Linked DNA regions of Homo sapiens: regions 1 and 3 are each linked to region 2. Evidence: chromatin contacts called from ENCODE Hi-C or POLR2A ChIA-PET data. All regions are on one chromosome and are shown on one strand. Each heading gives the region's core, a stretch centred on a gene start or an enhancer-like site at or near the end of the contact. The rest is flanking DNA. Distances are from core to core; before and after follow the strand shown. Region 1 holds the start of PARL (presenilin associated rhomboid like). Region 2 holds the start of MCCC1 (methylcrotonyl-CoA carboxylase subunit 1). Region 3 holds the start of ABCC5 (ATP binding cassette subfamily C member 5).

Evidence for each region. Hi-C counts contacts between places; a loop is a spot of excess contacts on that map. ChIA-PET counts read pairs that join two places held with the same protein, here RNA polymerase II (POLR2A). Pooled maps may share reads with other maps.
Region 1: a map of CD8-positive, alpha-beta T cell shows a loop between it and region 2 (4-fold over the local background). The contact joins the promoter of PARL here to the promoter of MCCC1 in region 2. A Hi-C loop is called at or near these places in 1 of 168 maps with a recorded cell type or tissue (CD8-positive, alpha-beta T cell) and 11 of 50 pooled maps. POLR2A ChIA-PET finds 5 or more read pairs at or near these places in 1 of 52 experiments (HEK293).
Region 3: a loop to region 2 is called in a map of ascending aorta, with 5 times the contacts of the local background. The contact joins the promoter of ABCC5 here to the promoter of MCCC1 in region 2. A Hi-C loop is called at or near these places in 3 of 168 maps with a recorded cell type or tissue (ascending aorta, mesothelial cell of epicardium and naive thymus-derived CD4-positive, alpha-beta T cell) and 12 of 50 pooled maps.

The regions. Positions count from the first base shown.
Region 1 is chr3:183,883,617-183,886,316 of GRCh38, reverse strand. PARL (presenilin associated rhomboid like) reads left to right here and starts at 1,437. Exons shown (of 10, transcript NM_018622.7): 1 at 1,437-1,595. The coding sequence starts at 1,471. RefSeq lists enhancers at 988-1,217, 1,258-1,307 and silencers at 1,257-1,407, 1,518-1,677.
Region 2 is chr3:183,098,047-183,100,746 of GRCh38, reverse strand. MCCC1 (methylcrotonyl-CoA carboxylase subunit 1) reads left to right here and starts at 1,251. Exons shown (of 19, transcript NM_020166.5): 1 at 1,251-1,395. The coding sequence starts at 1,307. RefSeq lists an enhancer at 1,186-1,325.
Region 3 is chr3:184,016,446-184,019,145 of GRCh38, reverse strand. It overlaps ABCC5 (ATP binding cassette subfamily C member 5), which reads left to right and starts at 1,262. Exons shown (of 30, transcript NM_005688.4): 1 at 1,262-1,316. RefSeq lists an enhancer at 865-1,044 and a silencer at 1,525-1,694.

The sequences.
Region 1 (2,700 bases), core at 188-2,687, 790 kb before region 2:
CTACAGAGCCTTCTCCCCCAATACAATAGAATCTTTGTGAGGTCAGATATAGTGTCTTCTCAATTGTATCCCCAGGTTTAACATATCACCTGACACACTGTAGGTGCTTAATAAGAGCTTATGGAATGAATGAAGTGCTATTGCAGAGATAAGCATAAAGCGGTATGTGAGTACAAAGGAAGGGAATCTAAATTGGAGTGGAGGTCTGGGAAAGGCCTCCTGGAAGAGGTGACACTTGAGGCTGACCTGAAGGACAAGTCGGTTAGATGTTTCAAGTGGTGAGAACGGTAGCATGAATGCTCAGCAGTGGGAACGCGGATGGTGCCTTTGAGTAATGGCCAATGACTGTATGGCTGCAGCTAGGGTCGGGGGGAATGGAATGGCAGGGAATCAAGCTAACTGACAGGTAGTTGAGGGATGGATTATGAAAAAGTGAAAGCCCGCTTTTCATTTCAGGCTTGGATTTTGTGTTTATTTACTTATTTATTTATGAGAAAGGGTCTCACTCTGTTGCCCAGGCTGGCACGATATCGGCTCACTGCAACCTCCCGAGTTCAAGTGATTCTCCCACCTCAGCCTCTCGAGTAGCTGGGATTACAGGTTTGCGCCACCACGCCCAGCTAATTTTTGTATTTGTATTTGTAATTTTTTTGAGACGGATCTCGCTCTGTCACCTAGGCTGGAGTGCAGTGGTCCAATCTCGGCTCACTGCAACCTCCGCCTCCCAGGTTCAAGCAATACTCCTGCCTCAGCCAACTGAGTAGCTGGGATTACAGGCCCCTGCCACCATGCCCGGCTAATTTTTGTATTTTTAGTAGAGACGGGGTTTCACCATGTTGGCCGGGCTGGTATCGAACTCCTGACCTCAGGTGATCCGCCGGCCTCGGCCTCCCAAAGTGCTGGGATTAAAGGGGTGAGCCACCCCGCCCGATAGGCTTGGACTTTGTTAAAGGCATACAGAATAACACGAAGTGGTGAGATGCAGAAAAAAGTAGTAATTTAAGAAAACTTGGCTTGCCACGTTGGTTCCTCTAGGGACCAGCCCTGCAACTCCGGGCAAGTCCTATCCCCTCTGACCAGAGGCAAAGTGAAACAGTGATGACATCTACCTCTAGCAGTGCTGTGACGATTAAATGCGATCTTAGGCAAAGCGCCTGGTATGTGCCGTTACTCGAAAAAATGACAGTTGTCCCTCTTCGCTCTGGCCCCATCCTCCTCATCTGCAAATGCCGGGAGGCCGGGCCACTCTCGCAGGTCGCTCCCGGAGCCAGCTGAGCAGTGGGAGGGGAAGCGGTGGGACAGAAGGGCGCCAGCCAGTCGTCCGGGCACCGTGGCTGGTTCGGCTGCCGCTCAGCCGCGCGGGGGCGCTCTAGACTGCTCCTCGTGCTCTATGGTGTTGCCTTCGCCCCGGAAGTAGTTGCGCAGCTGGGGTTGGTAAGGTCGGGCCATGGTGGGGCAGAGGTTGGGAAGATGGCGTGGCGAGGCTGGGCGCAGAGAGGCTGGGGCTGCGGCCAGGCGTGGGGTGCGTCGGTGGGCGGCCGCAGCTGCGAGGAGCTCACTGCGGTCCTAACCCCGCCGCAGCTCCTCGGACGCAGGTAATAGCCGCCGCGCTCTGGTCTTCTCGCCTCTTGGTCCCTGAGCTCTGGCCGTGTATCCTCGGGGGCGGAGGCCGTCTGGGCCTCTTGTGCTGGCCCCAGCTCACCCCCTTCACCTTACCTGCCCCTTCTCTCTCCTCTCTCGCCTCCGTCCAGTCCTCGCTTCTCGCTCCCCTTGCCCAGCCCAGCCCCCCGCGAGCCTGCGCTTTCTCCTTTCCCATTGGGAAGGACGTGACTGGAAGGGGAACTAAGCTGAGGGTTCATTGCGTGCCACACTTCATAATCGCGAGTGGAAACTGTTGAGCCAGTTTCTGAAGTGAAGAAGTTAGTACAGCTGGCAGAATGGCGGTTTTTATTCTTTTTCCATCTAATTATAAAGGTTGTGTTCCATTACAACCAGTCGCCTTCTTTAGCTTGTGATCTAAGGGAGGACGAAGTCTGATGGAAGGTATCACTTTGTGTCTGGCAAAGTCGTAGGAGAGGCTTTATTGTTGAATTGAGACAGTGGAAGATTTCGTTTCCGGTTGATTTGGAAAGAAAACTGCCGAACCTTCCGAGTAGAAGTGTGAAGCGTATGGTTGATCAGTATTGCTGATTTTTGCATCACAGTAATTCATTTCTAATTTGAGAGAGAAGAGAGAAATTCCTCACCTGTTTAAGAATCTGATGTGCATTTGGCTTTGAAAATTTTCCTCCTCTTTTGTTCAAAACTTCATTCCTTCCAATTTCTGACTTGGTTAGATGGGTGCCTCGAATCCACCTGATTGCTGATAAGAAACATTGTTTATCAACACGTGGGATAGTCAGTGGTAAATAATCGAGGCTCTAATGTGGCGGAGCCATTGCCTAATCTCAAGGATCACCTGAAGAGTTTGTATGGATTTTATGTCCCAGGCCTCACCCCAGTCCTCCCAAATCACAATCAGGAGAGGGGTGGGTGGAGTGGAAGAACCTATATGTCCGACAAGCATTCCAGGTGAATTTTATCAGGGACTTGTGAAAACTTTACATACATTGTATCTTCATACACTAACATAGATCTGTCAGGCACTAATCTTAAACTCCTGGGGAGGTGGAAAATGAGGACAGATGGAGGTGGTAATCC
Region 2 (2,700 bases), core at 2-2,501:
TCTGAGGACTGCCAGCACGCTGTCACATCTCAATGGGGGGTTACAAGACATGAGCCACAGCACCCAGCGTAGTTAATATTTTATTTAGAATTTTTCCACTGATACTTACATGTGAAATTGGTCTGTCGTGTGTGTGTGCGTGATATCTTTGTTGATTTTGGTATCAAAGTTATGTTTACTTTTTAAAAAGAGTTTGGAAGACTTCCATCTTTTTTGTGCTCTGGGACAGAATTAATAGCATTTGAGTCAATTACTCATTTGTGTGGAATTTTCTTGCAAGACATGGAGGGCTTTTGTAACTTTTAGGGGTGAAGGTGAAGGTGAAAGTGGGCCATGGTGGTAGCAAGGATAGTTCTTTGATAAACTTCTCTATTTTTTCTGTGGTAACGGTTTGCTTAAATTTTGTCTCTTCCAGGATCTATTTTGATAAATTGTATTTTCTTGTAACATCATCCATTTCATCCAGAGTTTTAAGTTCACTTGAAGTTAAGCAAAATTAGCATCTTACAAATCTATAATTTGTTTCCTGTGTCTGTGATTTTCCCCTGCTTGTTTTTTAAATCATGTCAAATGTGCATTTTTCTCTATTTCTGATTAGATAACTATTTTATTTTTTGTGAACCTGTGGGTTTATTAGTCCTTTGACACTGGTTTCCTGAATTCATTTATTTATTCCTTTATCTTCCCTAATTTCTCCCTCCTGCTTTCCTCATGAAGCATCTACATGTAGTGTTTACAGTTTCTTTATTCTCTAGATGTTCCTCAGTTTGCTCTTTGACTTCCTCTTTTTCCCAATAGTCAGTTAGAATACCTGTTTTAAGCTCAGGTGGTTTAAAGATTTTCACTTTAGCTTATTTATTTTTTCATCCCTGAGAGCACTAGAGAATTGTGTATCCTGCTGTCCATCCGCATTTGGCTTCTTCCCCAGGGTTCTTCTCCCAGAAGGTGACGAGAGCGAAGAAACCCCACGGGATGCAGGAAGAAACAGTGACAGGCAACCAAGAGGGGGAGGATGGAGAAAACCCTTGCCTTAGTCAGAGCAGGCCCCAGGGGACGCAGAAACAAAGGCCACACCCCCACGAGCACGTGGCCAGACTGCCCAATCGTCGCTACTGAAGCCGGGCTCTGGTCTTTGATTGGTGTTCGTGGAGACGCCCTCACATTCTTGGATCAGCCCAAAGGTAGGCTCAGGCTCCGACGGTGGCCGGCGGGGGTCACGAGGCTTCGTAGTGGAGGAACGGGTTTGGCGTGTGGGACGCAGCTGCCTCTGTACTGGGGAGTCACGGAGTGGCCGGGCTCCAGGGACATGGCGGCGGCCTCTGCGGTGTCGGTGCTGCTGGTGGCGGCGGAGAGGAACCGGTGGCATCGTCTCCCGAGCCTGCTCCTGCCGCCGAGGTGGGTGGAGGGGCCATGGCTCAGTGGGCAGAGGCGGGAGCGAGGGGTGCACGGACCCGCGTGAGCGGTGGGAGGTGCGGCGGAACCCAGGGTCGGTGTGGGGAGGACGGTAGGAAAACCCCAGGCACTTTCGGAGGGGTTCTGCCGGCAGTCACGGCGTCGGGAGGAAGACATCCCCACCAGCCCTTCCCTTTCTCCCCGCTTCCGCACATCCACGCTTCAGCGCGCCTTTGGCTTCTGTTTTTCCATTTCTGAGGACTGGGCCCGCCATCCTCCAGGCTCCCCTCGCCGTCGCTGCAGCTCGTAGCCGTTTACATCGGGCTTTCGCAGCACCCCTTAGGTGGGAGCGTTGTTATAATCCGGTTCCGGGGAAGCCCAAAGGGATCAACGACTTCCTCAACGAAACACAGCTAGTAAGAAATGGGGCCGGGATGCCCTCAAAGCCATTTTTCAGTTCAGCTGTGCCCCATCAGGTGTCCAGTTCAGAGAAAGACTCCTGGAGTTCCTTCTCATTGTTAGAAGAGTGAAGTTGTCAAGAAGAGCAAATGTACCTTCCACAGAGCTGGGAAATTATTTTGTCAAAAACTCTTGTACCCAAGTTTGAACAACGCTATCAGATGACTCAGTCTAGCTCACCTGACTCCAGCTCTGTTTCAAATTTTGAGCTCTAAGCTTTGGTGGCAATAACTCTGGCAGTGAAAAAACCCTCAGGCTTGTAGATAGCTTTGCTTCTTTGTCTTCTTTTGCTTCATCGTTATCATCCTTCATCATTCTGGAAAGATTGACAGTTTAGTGTTCAAGGGCACAGACTCTGCAGTCAAGGCTGAGGTCTTAGTTAGCTACTCACTAGGTGTGTGACTTTGGGTAAGTTACTTAATATTTCTTCTTTAATTTCCTCACCTTGGAGATGATACGAGTACCTTGGGTTGTGAAAACTAAATGAATTAATTCATGGAATGAGGTTTAAGCACAATCTGGTACATAAGATCAGTCTATAAATGCAAACTCAACCATTTATATGAACGTTTGCTTGCTTTTATTTTCCAGAAATATTGTAGATGCCCTTTTTAGTTACTTAATTGTAGGAGTGCCCCAGAGAAACATAAGAAAGTTGTTGGAAGTTGGCGGGGCGCGGTAGCTCACGCCTGTAATCGCAGCACTTTGGGACGCCGAGGCGGGCAGATCACGAGGTCAGGAGATCGAGACCAACCTGGATAACACGGTGAAACCCCGTCTGTACTAAAAAATACAAAAAATTTAGCCGGGCGTGGTGACACGCGCCTATAGTCCCGCCTGTTAGTCCCA
Region 3 (2,700 bases), core at 13-2,512, 920 kb before region 2:
AATATGCTGCTTTACGATACAGTAGTGTCTTCACACTAGCTAACTAGCTAGCTGTTATAAAGATGGACAAGTCACTTTACCTTCTCCTTCTTCCTCTTCCTCTTCTTCTTCTTCTTTTTTAATCTTTGAATTAAAAAAAAATACGGCGGGGTGAGGTGGCTCGCGCCTGTAATCCCAGCACTTTGGGAAGCCGAGGCGGGCGGATTACCTGAGGTCGGGAGTTCGAGACCAGCCTGGCCAATATGGCGAAACCCTGTCTCTACTTAAAAAATACGAAAATTAGCCGGGCGTGGTGGCGGACGCCTGTAATCCCAGCTACTCGGGAGGCTGAGGCAAGGAGAACTGCTTGAACCCGGAAGGCGGACGCTGCAGTGAGCCGAGATCGCGCCATTGCACTCCAGCCTGGGCAACAGAGCCAGACTCCTTAAAAAAAAAAAAAAACTCATAATACCTACTCATAGGGCTGTAATGGAGATTAAAGGAAACAAGAATGGTATGTAAAGCATCGGATACAAGGTAGGGAAGAACTCAACAGTGGCTTTTATTTAATGATGCTGAAGGTACCGATGAAACAGAGAAATAAAGGGATCAATCTTTCTGGGAGCTTCAGTTTCATTTATAAAAAGAAGAAGATGAGTTAGCATAACATTTCTAAGGCTCTTGCCACTTCTAAGACTGTGATCCTGGCATTTTATTATCTAGAGACCAGGCAGCGAGACATTGATGGGCAGTTGGTGTTAAAGTGAGAAAGGCGGTATCTGCGCAGACTGCAGGGTCGAACCATGAGCAAGCAATCGTATCTGCCACAACAGATAAGAACTGGGGCTGGCCGGCCTGACGACTCTCAACGGGTTAGACGCGGGCTACGATGACCTTCACGATCTTTTCTGGCAGCTACACGGCCACGCAGGGTGGGACTGCTCTGCCTACGAACAGCACTGTGTGCGAACACAGGGCCACGGTTAAGCCTCCCGGCTGCCTCCCCCAGGGAACACGACCCCTGAGAAGATTCCAGACAGTCTCGCAGAGGCACGGGGAAGGATGGAACAGAGCCGGGAGCTCGGTGGGAAGAGGGGCAGCCCGCACCGCCCCCGGGATGTCACCGGCGCTTCTGGGAAATGTAGTCCTTCGCCGCGTCCGCAGCCCTGGGCACTCGGAAGGAGGACTACAGTTCCCTTCAGCCTTGGGAATGCTTTGTGCAGCGCGCTTGCGCGGTGTGGCGGCCGATGCCGCTATAAAGGCTTGTTTTGCTGCAGGGCTCATGCTCGGGAGCGTGGTTGAGCGGCTGGCGCGGTTGTCCTGGAGCAGGGGCGCAGGTAGGTGATGGCTGCTGCCGCACCCCTGCCCTCCAGCTCGGTTGTCACGGGGATCACCCCTTTGCATTTCCTCGGGGCGTGGCGGGATGTGGCCAGGGCTGCGAGCAGTTCGGGGGACACTGGAGACTTGGGGAACGGCGTATGGCCTCCCCCTGGTCTCCTGCCGCCGCCTCCTAGGCCTGTGAGCCCGGGGTCTGGTGACGGGGTCGTGTGCTGGAAGACAGGCAGGTAGGATCGGGATGAGCGGGCAGGGACGCGGGCTACGTCCCTGGCCGCGGCCGCCAGGGGGCGCTGCGCCCGCGGGCCGTGGGTGTGGGTCGCGCTCGCCTGGGCAGGCCGGAGCGGGCTGTGGGAACGCCCTAGGGCCCGGGCATCCCAGGCGAAGCGGGTCTGAGAGAAACGCCCACCTGGGAGGCTGTGCAGCGGGTGGCTCGGGGCACCCTGCTCAACCCGCAGCGGAGCCGCCAGCGACCTTCGAAGTAAGTCATCCCCTTCGTTTTTGCAAGCGGGTAAATGGAGGTACGTGACATAAGCACGCGCAGCAAAGCCGTGGCTGTGCCGGGAACGCAGCCCAGATCTCTCCACGGTCATCCAGTGCTCTTTTCGCTTCTGCCACACAGAGCCGCGGGTGGCTTTGTGTTTATCACACAGGGGCCATTTGGTTTCTGCACAGACGGAGAGGCTGGAGGCAGGTGGGCACAGGAACGACGGGGAAAGTTTCAGGAGGTCTTGGAGGAGGAGATGGCTAGGTTTTACTGTGGTCCGCAGCGTGTATGAAAGGTGAGGCTGCTTGGAGACGCAACAAGTGGATTACAGTGGGTGTGGTAAATACGTATCCCTTTAGCGTGGTGTCTTCCTCGTGCAGCTTGAGGGCCTGGAGGTGATGGAAACCTACTCATGAGTGTTGGGATGACTGCAGCTTGCACACACCAGTCTGGTAATCCCGTGCAACTCTCCTCCTGCCATGCAGTTGAATCAGTATCATTGTGCAGGGAGAGTGTCTACACTTTTATCAGTGGAAAGAGAATCTTGGTAAAAAAGGGCAGCTGACTAAGTGGCCTCAACCCTATTGGGCACTTCTTTGGGGTTCTCCCACGTTGATTATTCTGCTTCTACCCTTGTACATGTCTGGACAACAGGTTTGTTTTTTACAAACAAAAATCCCTTCTCTTTCTTCCTCTCTTGATAGCTGAGGCAAGTGAGCATTTAAAAAAGATATTCCAACAACTTTAAAGGAGGACACGAGAAGATAGGGAAATATAAATAGTATCAGTAAAATGGCTGGCCTGGGGATCCATCCTTGCTTGCTTGCTTGCTTCAGACTGGGGCTTTGTTTCTTTCCAAACCTGTCAGGATTCCCAGCTCTTCGCCGGCCTCCACGTGG